Regions from separate parts of the Homo sapiens genome. Here region 2 is linked to region 1. A link is an interaction called in ENCODE POLR2A ChIA-PET data of the cell type or tissue named here. Cell type or tissue: IMR-90. All regions are shown on one strand.

Region 1 (8,000 bases):
CCTGTTCACTCTGATGGTAGTTTCTTTTGCTGTGCAGAAGCTCTTTAGTTTAATTAGATCCCATTTGTCAATTTTGGCTTTTGTTGCCATTGCTTTTGGTGTTTTAGACATGAAGTCCTTGCCCATGCCTATGTCCTGAATGGTATTGCCTAGGTTTTCTTCTAGGGTTTTTATGGTTTTAGGTCTAACATTTAAGTCTTTAATCCATCTTGAATTAATTTTTGTATAAGGTGTAAGGAAGGGATCCAGTTTCAGCTTTCTACATATGGCTAGCCAGTTTTCCCAGCACCATTTGTTAAATAGGGAATCCTTTCCCCATTTCTTGTTTTTGTCAGGTTTGTCAAGGATCAGATAGTTGTAGATGTGTGGTATTGTTTCTGAGGGCTCTGTTCTGTTCCATTGGTCTAGATCTCTGTTTTGGTACCAGTACCATGCTGTTTTGGTTACTGTAGCCTTGTAGTATAGTTTGAAGTCAGGTAGTGTGATGACTCCAGCTTTGTTCTTTTGGCTTAGGATTGACTTGGCAATGTGGGCTCTTTTTTGGTTCCATATGAACTTTAAAGTAATTTTTTCCAATTCTGTGAAGAAAGTCATTGGTAGCTTGATGGGGACGGCATTGAATCTATAAATTACCCTGGGCAGTATGGCCATTTTCATGATATCGATTCCTCCTATTCAGGAGTATGGAATGTTCTTCCATTTGTCTGTATCCTCTTTTATTTCGTTGAGCCAGTGGTTTTTAGTTCTCCTTGAAGAGGTCCTTCACATCCCTTGTAAGTTGGATTCCTAGGTATTTTATTCTCTTTGAAGCAATTGTGAATGGGAGTTCACTCAAGATTTGGCTCTCTGTTTGTCTGTTATTGGTGTATAAGAATGCTTGTGATTTTTGCACATTGATTTTGTATCCTGAGACTTTGCTGAAGTTGCTTATCAGCTTAAGGAGATTTGGGGCTGAGACGATGGGGCTTTCTAGATATACAATCATGTCATCTGCAAACAGGGACAATTTGACTTCCTCTTTTCCTAATTGAATACCCTTTATTTCTTTCTCCTGCCTGATTGCCCTGGCCAGAACTTCCAACACTATGCTGAATAGGAGTGGTGAGAGAGGGCATCCCTGTCTTGTGCCAGTTTTCAAAGGGAATGCTTCCAGTTTTTGCCAATTCAGTATGATATTGGCTGTGGGTTTGTCATAAATAGCTCTTATTATTTTGAGATATGTCCTATCAATACCTAATTTATTGAGAGTTTTTAGCATGAAGGGCTGTTAAATTTTGTTAAAGGCCTTTTCTGCATCTATTGAGATAATCATGTGGTTTTTGTCTTTGGTTCTGTTTATATGCTGGATTATGTTTATTGATTTGCGTATGTTGAACCAGCCTTGCATCCCAGGGATGAAGCCCACTTGATTATGGTGGATAAGCTTTTTGATGTGTTGCTGGATTCGGTTTGCCAGTATTTTATTGAGGATTTTTGCATTGATGTTCATCAGGGATATTGGTCTAAAATTCTTTTTTTGTTGTGTCTCTGCCAGGCTTTGGTATCAGTATGATGCTGGCCTCACAAAATGAGTTAGGGAGGATTCCCTCTTTTTCTATTGATTGGAATAGTTTCAGAAGGAATGGTACCAGTTCCTCCTTGTACCTCTGGTAGAATTAGGCTGTGAATCCGTCTGGTCCTGGATTTTTTTTGGTTGGTAAGCTATTAATTATTGCCTCAATTTCAGAGCCTGTTATTGGTCTATTCAGAGATTCAACTTCTTCCTGGTTTAGTCTTGGGAGAGTGTATGTGTCAAGGAATTTATCCATTTCTTCTAGATTTTCTAGTTTACTTGCGTAGAGGTGTTTATAATATCTCTGATGGTAGTTTGTATTTCTGTGGGATCAGTGGTGATACCCCTTTATCATTTTTTGTTGCATCTATTTGATTCTTCTCTCTTTTCTCCTTTATTAATCTTGCTAGTGGTCTATCAATTTTGTTGATCTTTTCAAAAAACCAGCTCCTGGATTCATTGATTTTTTGAAGGGTTTTTTGTGTCTCTATCTCCTTCAGTTCTTCTTTGATCTTAGTTATTTCTTGCCTTCTGCTGTCTTTTGAATGTTTGCTCTTGCTTCTCTAGTTCTTTTAATTGTGATGTTAGGGTGTCAATTTTAGATCTTTCCTGCTTTCTCTTGTGGGCATTTAGTGCTATAAATTTCCCTCTACACACTGCTTTAAATGTGTCCCAGAGATTCTGGTATGTTCTGTCTTTGTTCTCATTGGTTTCAAGGAACACCTTTATTTCTGCCTTCATTTCGTTATGTACCCAGTAGTCATTCAGGAGCAGGTTGTTCAGTTTCCATGTAGTTGAGCAGTTTTGAGTGAGTTTCTTAATCCTGAGTTCTAGTTTGATTGCACTGTGGTCTGAGAGACAGTTTGTTATAATTTGTTCTTCTACATTTGCTGAGGAGTGCTTTACTTCCAACTATGTGGTCAATTTTGGAATAAGTACGGTGTGGTGCTGAGAAGAATGTATATTCTGTTGATTTGGGGTGGAGAGTTCTGTAGATGTCTATTAGGTCCGCTTGGTGCAGAGCTGAGCTCAATTCCAGGATATCCTTGTTAACTTTCTGTCTCGTTGATCTGTCTAATGTTGACAGTGGGGTGTTAAAGTCTCCCATTATTATTGTGTGGGAGTCTAAGTCTCTTTGTAGGTCTCTAAGGACTTGCTTTATGACTCTGGGTGCTCCTGTATTGGGTGCATATATATTTAGGATAGTTAGCTCTTCTTGTTGAATTGATCCCTTTACCATTATGTAACGGCCTTGTCTCTTTTGATCTTTGTTGGTTTAAAGTCTGTTTTATTAGAGACTAGGATTGCAACCCCTGCCTTTTTTTGTTTTCTATTTGCTTGGTAGATCTTCCTCCATCCCTTTATTTTGAGCCTATGTGTCTCTGCACATGAGATGGGTTTCCTGAATATAGCACACTGATGGGTCTTGACTCTCTATCCAATTTGCCAGTCTGTGTCTTTCAATTGGAGCATTTAGCCCATCTACATTTAAGGTTAATATTGTTATGTGTGAATTTGATCCTGTCATTATGATGTTAGCTGGTTATTTTGCTCGTTAGTTGATGCAGTTTCTTCCTAGCATTGATGGTCTTTACAATTTGGCATGTTTTTGCAGTGGCTGATACTGGTTGTTCCTTTCCATGTTTAGTGCTTCCTTCAGGAGCCCTTGTAGGGCAGGCCTGGTGGTGACAAAATCTCTCAGCATTTGCTTGTCTGTAAAGGATTTTATTTCTCCTTCACTTATGAAGCTTAGTTTGGCTGGATATGAAATTCTGGGTTGAAAATTCTTTTCTTAAGAATGTTGAATATTGGCCCCCACTCTCTTCTGGCTTGTAGAGTTTCTGCCGAGAGATCAACTGTTAGTCTGATGGGCTTCCCTTTGTGGGTAACCCAACCTTTCTCTCTGGCTGCCTTTAACATTTTTTCCTTCATTTCAACTTTGGTGAATCTGACAATTATGTGTCTTGGAGTTGCTCTTCTCAAGGAGTATCTTTGTGGCGTTCTCTGTATTTACTGAATTTGAATGTTGGCCTGCCTTGCTAGGTTGGGGAAGTTCTCCTGGATAATATCCTGCAGAGTGTTTTCCAACTTGGTTCCATTCTCCCCGTCACTTTCAGGTACACCAATCAGATGTAGATTTGGTCTTTTCACATAGTCCCATATTTCTTGGAGGCTTTGTTCTTTTTATTCTTTTTTCTCTAAACTTCTCTTCTTGCTTCATTTCATTCATTTGATCTTCAATCACTGATACCCTTTCTTCCAGTTGATCAAATCGGCTACTGAAGCTTATGCATTCGTCACGTAGTTCTCGTGCCATGGTTTTAAGCTCCATCAGGTCCTTTAAGGACTTCTCTGCATTGGTTATTCTAGTTAGCCATTCGTCTAATCTTTTTTCAAGGTTTTTAACTTCTTTGCGATGGGTTCAAACTTCCTCCTTTAGCTCAGAGAAATCTGATCATCTGAAGCCTTCTTCTCTCAACTCGTCAAAGTCATTCTCCGTCCAGCTTTGTTCCATTGCTGGTGAGGAGCTGCATTCCTTTGGAGGAGGAGAGGCACTCTGATTTTTAGAATTTTCAGTTTTTCTGCTCTGTTTTTTCCCCATCTTTGTGGTTTTATCTACCTTTGCTCTTTGATGATGGTGACGTACAGATGGGGTTTTGGTGTGCACGTCCTTTCTGTTTGTTAGTTTTCCTTCTAACAGTCAGGACTCTCAGCTGCAGGTCTGTTGGAGTTTGCTGGAGGACCACTCCAGACCCTGTTTGGCTCGGTATCAGCAGCGGAGGCTGCAGAACAACGAATATTGCTGAAGAGCAGATGTTGCTGCCTGATCGTTCTTCTGGAAGTTTCATTTCAGAGGGGTACCTGGCCGTGTGAGGTGTCAGTCTGCCCCTACTCAGGGGTGTGTCCCAGTTAGGCAACTCAGGGGTCAGGGACCCACTTGAGGAGGCAGTCTATCCGTTCTCAGATCTCAAACTCCATGCTGGAAGAACCACTACTCTCTTCAAAGCTGTCAGACAGGGACATTTAAGTCTGCAGAGGTTTCTGCTGCCTTTTGTTTGGCTATGCCCTGCCTCCAGAGGTGGAGTCTACAGAGGCAGGCAGGCCTCCTTGAGCTGCGGTGGGCTCCACCCAGTTCGAGCTTCCCAGCTGCTTTGTTTACCTACTCAAGCCTCAGCAATGGCGGGCACCCCTCCCCCAGCCTCGCTGCTGCCTTGCAGTTCGATCTCAGACTGCTGTGCTAGCAATGAGCGAGCCTCCGTGGGCGTGGGACCATGCGAGCCAGGCACGGGATACAATCTCCTGGTGTGCAGTTTGCTAAGACCATTGGAAAAGCGCAGTATTAGGGTGGGAGTGACCCGATTTTCCAGGTGCCATCTGTCACAGCTTTGCTTGGCTAGCAAAAGGAATTCCCTGACCCCTTGCGCTTCCTGGGTGAGGCGATGCCTCGCCCTGCTTCCGCTCACGCTCGGTGTGCTGCACCCACTGTCCTGCAAACACTGTCCAACAAGCCCCAGTGAGATGAACCCAGTACCTCAGTTGGAAGTGCAGAAATCACCCATCTTCTGTGTCGCTCACGCTGGGAGCTGTAGACTGGAGCTGTTCCTATTCGGCCATCTTGGAACCGCCCCAAGATGATTCTTTTTTATAGTATAGTAATAAAAATAACAACTAACTCTCATATACCACTTATTACGGGCCAAGCAGTGTTCTAAGAACTAAATATGCATTAACTCATTTAATAATCAGCATTGCTATGAGGGAGGCACTACTTTACCACTGTGCAGATTAGGAAACTGAGGCAAAAAAAGTCAAATGAGTATACTTGTCACACTGCTACTAAACGGTAGAACCAGAATTTGTAGCACTTAAAAGTGCAGGCTCTGAGGCTCAAATATCTGGGCTGATGGTGAGAATTTAATGACGCAATACACGTAAAGCACCATGCCCAGCACAGAGCAAGTATTCAATAAATGTTACTGATTGTAAGTATTTTTCTTTATTTTTCAGATTTTATACAATAGATATCTATTTTAATGTGGGAGAAATCAATAGTTTCAGCTTTAAAAAAACTCCCCCAAACTGTGCAGACCTAATACTCTCTATTAATGATCTTACTTCTTTTGCCAGCTACTGGCCAGGAAATTTTAAATAACCTGCATTCTTTGTTCCTGACTAGACCTTAATTAAATTAGATCCAATGGAGTTTTTAAATTTTTCTACATTGGAAATTTGAGTGGATTGTCAAATGGCAAGGGTGAACTGATATTGTTACCAGGAAATCTGTATGGACTTGTTCCATTTCTCTGTTACTGGTCTTGAGGATGAAAAAATGGCTTTAGACAAAAGATGATTACAGTCAGCTTTCCTTTGCCTGTGAAGCGATATCCATTATTTCAGCTGAAAAAATGAGAAAAGTCTTTGATTATACATTACATTCTATAAATTGGCTCCTTCACCTTGGCTCCTGTGATATAAAGCTTTTTAAGAAATGTATTCTTCCAGATGGAAAGGTGTGAAGGAACAAAGAATCAATTCTTGACAGGCAGGTCAGCAGTGCTTGGCTGGAGTCACCATGATTTGCAAAATTGCAAGGAAACTTGGGACTAAAAAGTAACTTAAAAAACTGGTGGCAGTGGAGAGAGGGGACTTTCTATAGATCCACAGGGCCTCCTTATTCAACTAAAACCATAAAAAAAATAAGTCCCCATTTTAACCCTTCCAACTCAGGATTTCATAGCTGGCCAGGGTCTGGAAGACATGCCTATGGTCATCTAGTCCAGCCTCCAGCTGATGCTGGCTCCCTTCCTGAATTAAGTTAGAGCAATGATCCTGATCAGATCCATGGTTTAGAAATGCACTAAATCAATGGCTTTAGAAATCCAAAGGTTCTGATGGCCCAAAGCACAAACACACAAATCTGTTTTCTACTTGGATTTTCCATTATAAAAATTGATTTCTATTAAGACACAAAAAGGCATCAAGTTCTTAAGGAATTATTATCTGAAAGAATTTAGTGTCTGGCTTCAGCCATCACACTGATGGTAATCTGTACCAACTCAATCTCTATCTTTCAGGGATAAACGTTTAACTTTCCTAAGACTCCAAGGAAGCAGACAGCAACTCTCAGGTGCTGGACTGAGAAGAGCTCCGGGCTCTTTCTCAGCTGGATTCTTGAAGAATGACACTGCAATTTAGGCTTCATTTTCATCATCTGCAAAATGGAGTTAACACTGTGGTGTTTACAAAGCAAAGAGGATAATCACCCAGTAGGCAGGATTCTGGGCAACTGGCACTATCCTTATGTACTTTTCCACAACCAAAAGGGAGTTGTGGCTCCGTTTCTAAGCAAGAAAATATAAAAATATCCTCAAAAATACTGGATTTGTATAGCTACCTAAAGTTATAAAACACCCAACATTCCTAAATTCCATAGTACCTCCTAGTTAATTTCATAGCATCACCAACAAGCTCAGAAATCAAACTCTCAGGTGACATCTGAAATCATCTTTGAAAAGAGCCACTCCCTTTACTTGAAGAACTATACAAGTTGGCAGAAGTTTACAAAATGCTTTCAGATCTTGTTGCACTAAGCACAAAATTTCTACTGCTTTTCTTTTTTTCTTTTTGGCCATACTACACAATTCACAGTTGTGTTTCAACAAGTTAATGTGCTTTTCCTCCTTAATTCAAATGCCCACTAATTGCTTTTTCAGGTGTCTACCTTGGCTGTTCTCAAACTGGTTCAGGAGGTGAACCAGGTATTGGTGAGGGTGTTCTCTGGGGAATCTCACGAAACACTAACAGACTTACTTCCATCTCACACACACAAGGAACAACTTTGCTGGCAAAAAAAATAACATTTTATAAATATTCAGCTCTTTGCATCTAAAAATATTGCATGTCTGAATTTTTCCATTAATATTATATTTGCTATACCAGTTCACTGGTTTTCTTGTCTGGTAGAGTTCACCAGTAGACGAAAGTTATTAAGAAAAAGTTATAAGAAAAAACTTCAAATTGAGAAAAAATAATCTACTCATTGCATTTTTATCTCTAAAAATAAACAAAAGACCACCAAGATTGATTTTAGTGACAAAGCTTCCTGGTTTTACTCATGATTCCACTGAAATATAATCTGAGAACACTGGTCTATATGTCTACATCGATGTTGTTTAAGTTTGAAAACTCCACAATAAAGAGATGATGCCTGCTCACTTACTCCAGACCATCCAGATTATTATATGTAATACAGCATAAATTCAATACAGCTTGAAAATTTGCCAGTGCATCCTCTATCCTGTCATTTCTTAAAAGTTATCAATGAATCTTGCTCATCACATGGTAAAATAACATGAAAAACATGCATTCTGTCTCTTGTCATTCTTATTTATTTTGTAACCTCCCAGAAGGCTGAGATCTACATCTAAATATCTTTATACAGGGTAAT
Region 2 (8,000 bases), 290 kb after region 1:
TTGTACATGAGTCAAATGTTAAGGCTGTTTGGGGTCTGTATTATTTCTACTTAGGTCTTCTCTTGACAGACTTTTTTTAAACCAGTCAGGCTCAAGTGAATTCAATTTGGTAACATGGAGCTCTGCCACCCTGTCACTACACACAAGCCTAATACAGAAACTACAATCTCAGTGGCAAAAACAAGGTCCCTGAAAGAGAATCGTCTCATTATAAAGTTAAGTTACATTCCATCCTTTTATCTGTCCCCATATATCCATCCTTTCTGGCTCTTAAGATCCTCACAAAACCTGTTTTTGACACACCAAGAACATTCAAGCTATTTTACATTATCTCCCATACTCAGTGGGAATTTATAAATTCAGACATAATCGCGCAGGAATTGTCCGGAGGAAAGAAGTAATGTGGCTTTTCCTTCTTGAACCTGCTGTCTATCTTTTGACATTTTATTATTTTATTTTATTTTAGCATTCTTCCTAAGTTGGGAAAGCGCAAGGAGCTGAAAATCATGGCATTCCTCCTTAGCAACTCTGTTGATTAGCTGGGTGGAAGATATCCAAACAAGTGGATAAACTCAATGTAAAGAGCCTCTGGAGACTCTGAAACCCACAACGACAGGTAACAAATCCCAGATGATGGCAATGATGTGCTTATGAATAGTGTATGTAGGGAAACAACCCTACTTTCATAACTGATAGATGATTATTATATATACAGCTGTGGTCAAAATTTTTTCTGAGCTGGACTTGGTGGCTCACACCTGTAATCCCAGCACTTTGGGAGGCCAAGGCAGGCAGATCGCTTGAACTCAGGAGTTCAGGACCAGCCTGGATAACATGGCGAAACCTCATCTCTACAAAAACTACAAAAATTAGCCTGGTGTGGTAGTGTGTGCCTGTAGCTCCAGGTACTTGGCGGGGTGGAGGTGGTAGAATCACTTGAGCCCAGGAGGTAGAGGCTGCAGTGAGCTGTGATCATGCTACTGCACTCCAGTCTGGGCGACAGACTGAGACCCCTTCACAAAAAAGGAAAAGAGAAAAAAAATTGTTTTCTATTCTAACTCTGTGGTGATAGAATGGTGATGGGTAGGGAGAATGGAGGAAAGGGACTGGGAAAAGGGCAGCCAGAAAGAACATGCTTCCTGGGGTTCAGGGCATTGGTTATCTCCTCTCTGCCAGTAAGCTTAGAACAAGATACATCCCTCACACTGAAAACCAGAAGTTAAGAAAATGTGTAGCTGCCTACTATATATAGACTGCTGATGTCGGGGACAGAATCACAAGACTCTCAGTTTGATTATGCTACTATCAGGCCTGAGAAAAAGTAACTACACCCATATTTTAATTTATAATGATAGGTAAAACAGCCGAGTTCTACCTAAGGGTCAAACAATCTTACCAACTATCTATCGCTGATCGCCCTTTTGACAACTGAATTTTAAAAAATAAATTTACTGGAGAAAAGGGGAAGGGATTCCTGTCTCCCGACTCTGGACAGAAATCTCTCTAAAAGAAGACCACTACTAGGGAGGGAGAACTCTTTGGGCCTGCAAGAGAAGTGAGTCTTGGCTTATAAAGGGCGTTAGTAAAAAGATGCCCTAGCGGAAAAACAAACAAACAAGATGCCCAAAACAAAGAACAGGACATCAATTCTGGAGCTGGCACCAAGAACGGCAGAAGGGATAAAACGGAAGCCAAGTTAAAATCACGAGAACTAGTTGCTAATAAGCAATCCATTTTCCGACAGCTCTGTGGAGAGTCTGGTTTTGTGACATCACTAGAGGGCTCTGATTCACCAAGTCTTAGACGGAGGTCAGAGGGACATCTTTTGTCGAAATACTAGCAACATGCTGGGTCTCAAAGTCAAATTCAATATAAAAGAACAATCTATTCATCAAAAGTCCTATCAGTAGGTACAAGGTTTCAGATACACGACCTTAAAATGTTGTTTTAAAAAGCGTAGGAAAGGAAGTCATTAGGAATCAAAAGAAACAATATGGCTACGTAAAAAATCCAGTATTTGAAAGAGACATGTGTTTGAATTCCTATGTGATCTTTGGGAAAATGCATCTCCTCCAATTTTACAGTTTATCCATCAGTAAAATGGAGATAATAATACTAATTGTTAACTTACATGCTATCTAGGGTCCGCTTGCCCTTGCTATTTTCACAAGACTGCTCTGAATCCCCAATCCCATGGCCAGGGGTAAGACATATTTTCCTAAGATGTGAGTAGATTCTCAGTAACTGACTCTCTCCTGGTCTTTTCAGACTCTGGCCTCCTGTGTGCTCAGGTGCTTTCTCTGCTCTGCATGAAATAATGCCAGATACCAAACTGCCAGTTTCCCCAAATACAGCACTTAAACCTGGCATTTCCAGAGTTGTACTGACACTGAGTAATTTGTGGTCATGAGTTTGAAACGTATTGTAGAAGGCCGTGACTGTGCGTAAATTCACCCACTTTGTCTCCCTGCCTCTCCCCTCTTCTTCTAAGCCCCTCCTCTCCTAAACCAGCTCCAGTTTTTCTACTTCTATGATGCTGAGGAGCTTCCTTTCCTCCGAAGCCTCTGGACTAGCCAACCAAGTCTGGGGATGGAGACTCATTCTCTACCCTAAGCACTTATCAAAGTTATTTTCCCAAGTAAAGCAATCCTCTCAGAAAATTCTGGCAAAAGCTGTTAAAGCTCTAACATTTTCTTCATTTCTTCACAAGATTTTGCAGAACTGCTAATGCAGGGTAATTAAAATAACATAAAAGTGCTAGCACAATGCCTTGAACATAGTAAATATGAAACCGCTAGTGGCTACCATATAATGGTGATGACAGCTAGATTCAGTCCCTGAAAAGACCATGCCTACACCAACCACAGAGTCCAATCACTTCCAAACGGGGGACCTTGGACTTTGACTGGCTGAGGTAATTGACGACATACAATTGAAAGCTAGGAAAGTCTCAATTTTCCTTCAAAAACACAATAGTCTTGATAGACAAGAGTTCATTGACTTGTCACAGCAGCATCTCCGCCACTTTCCGAGCACCCTGTAACAATATACAGCTGAACAGACAACAGGTATAATACTGTGAAAGTGTCTTGATCACTCCAATACATTAAAGAGAGAAATTCTGAAGTACTGTTTTCACCAATCCTAGAAAACTGTCACTTAGAACTTCAGATCTCCTTCTATTTACATGAGGTTTTGTTTTGTGTTAAAACTCAAAGTTTTTCTCCTATATGGCAACTTTTAGCAGGACAAAAAGCTCTTCTTCCATCTCAAAACCAAAAACATATACACCCCACTTAAGAGACTGCAGATTACTGTGATAACGAAGCTGTTCTTCCTCTGGAGATTCTCATGGTTTGGCCTTTGGCATTCCTGCTGACAGGATTTAAGCCTGGTAGACTGTAAGCTCTCTCTGAGGCTCAGCTGCTCATGCTTGCCTCTGGACAACAGCACAGTAGATCTGGGGATCTTGCCAGGATTCCTAGACTGCAAGTAGTAAGATGCATTAGACCTACTGCAGGCAGTAGTGCTTCTAGGCATTTAACTCTCATTTTTGGGCCGGGCACGGTGGCTCATGCCACCGTGGCTCACAGTAATCCCAGCACTTTGGGAGACCAAGGTGGGCAGATCACTTGAGGTCAAGAGTTCAAGACCAGCCTGGCCAACATAACGAAACCCCGTCTGTGCTAAAAATACAAAAATTAGCCGGGCGTGGGGGTATGCAACTGTAGTTCCAGCTACTCAGGAGGCCAGGGTGAAGGCTGCAGTAAGCTGAGATCTCACCACTGCACTCCAGCCTGGGCAACAGAGCAAGATTCTGTCCCCCCAAAAAAAAGAAAAAGAAAAAAAGTAATTTTTGGCCAGGCATGGTGACTTACACATGTAATCTCAGAGCTTTGGGAGGCCGAAGTGGGAGGATCACTTGAGCCCAGAGGTCCAACGTTATAGTGAGCTATGATCCTGCCACTGCACTCCAGCCTGGGTGACACAGCGAGACCCTGTCACTAAAAAAAAAAAAGTGATTCCCCTGCTCCCTGCAGGATGTTGGAAGAGAAAGTTCTATACACACATGAACAAACATAAACACTCACATACGTAGAAGTCAGCTCGCAGACAGGCCAGACTTGGACCAGCAATAATGAATATAATAGTTTATATATAAACCTGCAGGATTAACAACTGCCAGTTGCCACCATTTAAAGGGTAAATGAACAGAAACCTGAATGCAATCAAGTGAATGAATGTTAGTTCCAGGCCCTCTGTGCATCCCTGAAAGCTATTTTTATGTTAGCCACAGCCTAAATGAGATTCTAGGTACTACCTGATAAGGAAAAGTGACCATGCAGCCATTTTGAGAAGGATTAAATTTAGGGGCAGCATCAAGGTCTTTCTAGGTCTACTATAAATGGGCCACAAACTCTTAGGACTGGAACAAGAATTATGTGTCTCTGAAAATAGGAAGATGTGGCCGGGCACGATGGCTCACACCTGTTATCCCAGCACTTTGGGAGGCTGAGGCTGGCAGATCACCTGAGGTCAGGAGTTCAAGACCAGCCTGACCAACATGGAGAAACCCCGTCTAAACAAAATTAGCTGGGCATGGTGGTGCACGCCTGTAATCCCAGCTACTCGGGAGGCTGAGGTAGGAGAATCGCTTCAACTCGGGAGGCAGAGGTTGTGGTGTGCTGAAATCATGCCATTGCACTCCAGCCTGGGCAACAAGAGAGAAACTCCATCTCAAAAAAAAAAAGAAAAAAAAGGAAGAAAATAAAATAGGAAGATGTGACATAAAAGTGTTTTATTTATAGCTCACGACAAAATCCTAAAAAACTTCAATGAAGTGGAGCTATAAGCGCCAAGGTGTTGGCCCAAAGTTTTTCTGTAGGGAGACCTACAAATTAGTTCCTTTTGAGAAAATCTGTGCTGAGTTCACTTTCATGTGCTCATAATGTTGCCTCAGTGAGCTCCCTAACAAGGGAAAACCACAAAGATCCGCCAGTAAAGAAAAATGCTAAAGTGTTACAACAAAAGGCTACAGTTCTTAATCTAGACTTTAAATTAGTTAGCTTAACTAAACAGCTTCTCCTAAATGCAAAGTCAACCACTCACCTTCCTCAAAGCTGGCCTTCTTCTGTTTCACTAGAACACGGAAGTTTTCAGCAGGATTCACACTTCCAACCTAAAATATACCAACAGATGATAAACCTACAGGTTATTTCTCTTTTTAGCAGCACCCCAGGCAATACAAGATGGCTTAATGTAATAAGTGTGCTCTTATAAAATAAAACCAAAGACAAAGAGAAGGGCTTTTCTATTCATTTTCATTTCTAGGGCTCTGTGAAAGGCCGGCAGATTTCAGTGGTCCAAGAGCTGCCCTCTGTGCTTTCACTCACCTTGCTTTATGAAAGCTGATTTCTTTCCAGAAGGGTCAAAAAAGTATTACAACTCAAGCCACCAGCCAGCCCAGCTGGAAGGCTTTGTGTAGCACAGACTGCCTGTATATCCTGTCACCCAACCAATTAGAAAGCCGAGGATTCTGCAGTGTGGGGTCGGTTTCGAATAGATTTGCCCCACTAAGATAACATGAGAAATACAGCTTAATGCCTGATTCACCGAAGTGCCCATTAGTGGGACTGCTGCTGACCCTTTGGCACTGAAGTTTTGGTAGAATATACAAAGCATACCCAGGTTGAACATGTCCTCAGAAAGTAAAAGCAGATTATGTACAAAGATGTACTGCAGTGCTGGGTGAGGAAGTTTGAAAGACGAAACTGCCATATTATATGGAACTTTCTGATTATACCTATGTTTTTAATCTGCTGGCCCCAACCCTCACAGGGCCTAAGAACCACTCAGCTCATAAGAAAGAAAACAATGGGGTTCCAAAATATACTAAAGCTTCCAGTTTGCTTGGATATAGGAAGCAGAAAAGCTCTCAGAACAAGATCATGACTTTTTCCTTTACTATTATATATAAAACATCTAAATGAAATCTAAATCATTTTTCACACATTCAATTTTTCTGAGTTTCTGTTTGAGGTGAGAATAAAGGCATGCCCTTTATTCCCTGACTATCCTTCCTAGTACATTGTGTTAAAAAGTTATCGGCCAATTTTTAAGATTTGTTGATTCACACTAATGCTGCTTAGAACAAGGCACTATTTGGCTGGGTGCAGTGACTCATGACTATAATCCCAGTGCTTCGGGAGGCTGAAGCGGGAGGATTGCTTGAGCCCAGGAGTAACATACTGAGACCCCACCTCTATGAAAAATAGCCGGGTATGGTGGCATGTACCCTTAGTCCTAGCTACACAGGAGGCTGAGGCAGGAGGACCACTTGAGCTCAGGATTTCAAGGCTGCAGTGAGCTAAAATCACACTACTGTACTCCGGCGTGGGTGACAGTGACAACCTATCTCTAAAATTAAATAAAATATTCTTCCTCCTGGCTGACCAAGATATAAAAATTAATTAATTAATTAATTAATTAATTAAGGTAGTATTTTCAAGTTCCAAAAAATTTCTCATTCAATAAAAATCTCATGTATCAAAGGATACATTCTTGGGGAAATCCTAAACTTGTGAATCCTGTTCTAAAGTTGCATGTTAGAAAATAGGAAAGTTATACTAACTTAAATTGTGTGTACTTGAAGATTAAGGCTCGTATCACTAACCCCCACTTATCCTATCATTTTGACTAGTTGAAAAGCTGCAAAATAATGCCAACAGCAAAATCTCAACACTGAGATGTTCCACGTTCTATAAAGAGCTCTATATACCTTATATCATATAGATAATTCTGTAGGCAATTCATGATAATAATTACTTAAAGAAGTATGGAATGGGTCTTTTTGGCTTCTATAGAGCAAGGACCAGAGAAAGTGATCATGATCTTAACTTGAAAGTGGTAAGAACGGACTAACAAAAATTGATGCACTCTCCCTCAAGCCCCAACCTTCCTGCAAAGGGGGAAGCGCACTTGAAAAGCTTAGCTTACAGAGGTGACACTGCCTTCAGCCAGACTGGAGACGCTGAAGTGGGCTCCCCCTTGCTCAGTCTTTAATTTTTTAGCTGTAGGTCCATCTTCATGGCTAGAAAAGAAAAAAAAAATTTCTCTTAGAACAAACAATACAAAACCAGATTGCTATTGTGAAACTTATTTTCCAAGCACCAAAAAAAAAAAAGAAAAAAGAAGAAGAAGAAAAGAAAAATAATGAAGAAGAAAAAGAAAAGAAAAACAATAGCTACATGTAGTCCTTCTACAAACAAGCTGCCTCCCTTTCCTAGCCACCGGGCTCCTAAGGGCCTAACTTGAGGCAGCCCTGGCTTTGTTTCACAGCAGTATGAGAATCAGAATTAAGCAATCACATCATAAGGTCCTTGGAAAAGATGAAACTGCAAGCACAGATAATGGAAATTTAACATTTAAGTAAGAAATCCATTTACTCTTCAGATATTATTTTCTAGTTCCTGTCTCAGAATTGACAGCTATTAGCTTTCCATGTACACAGAAGACCTTTGTGTCTAACAACCCGTTTTCTCTATCATGTATGTTAGAGCTTTATAAGCCTCTGTTTACAACTGTCAAAACTTACTAGACAATCCTTAATTAACTATGCAAGAGCTTTCCCTCTTAAAGAAGTCGTAAACTATAAAAAAAAAACTTCCCCGAAAACTTTTTAATTTGTTCTTTTATAAACCTAATTCTGTTTTGTGCAATATGCTAACAGTCCAGTAGCATCTGTGTGCTAAGGAAAAGTATATCAAACATCTTGCCTCAAGCAACATGCTGGCTTTAACAGCCTGTCTTAAAGTCAAGAGGAGGTCAAGTTAATTGCAAAAGAGAAGAAAATCAAATCCAAAGACTCTGCCTGTAATCTCCCTTAAGCTGCTGAACATAAAGAAATTAAGATTTTTTTCTCCCAGAGAGAAATGCAATCTAGGGCAAAAGCAGCCATCAGAAATGGCTAAATGATAAGAGAATTAGTAACCAAGATCTAG

The links. ChIA-PET counts read pairs that join two places held together with the same protein. Peaks named below come from ENCODE experiments on the same cell type or tissue, not always from the same donor. Only the 100,000 strongest peaks of a DNase experiment are listed, where the experiment ranks them.
Region 2: POLR2A ChIA-PET joins it to region 1 with 5 read pairs; 4 of 35 experiments call an interaction of 5 or more read pairs at or near these places.

What each region holds. Positions count from the first base shown.
Region 1 is chr2:216,451,897-216,459,896 of GRCh38, reverse strand. The region is part of intron 12 of SMARCAL1 (SNF2 related chromatin remodeling annealing helicase 1); the gene reads right to left. Among named protein-coding and RNA genes, the nearest start is that of RPL37A-DT, 43 kb to the left of the region's middle. In IMR-90, no CTCF peak of the experiment used is centred here; no DNase peak of the experiment used is centred here.
Region 2 is chr2:216,159,158-216,167,157 of GRCh38, reverse strand. It overlaps XRCC5 (X-ray repair cross complementing 5), which reads right to left. Exons shown (of 21, transcript NM_021141.4): 15 at 6,997-7,090; 16 at 5,110-5,179. Among named protein-coding and RNA genes, the nearest start is that of LINC01963, 54 kb to the left of the region's middle. In IMR-90, no CTCF peak of the experiment used is centred here; a DNase peak (open chromatin) is centred at 3,467.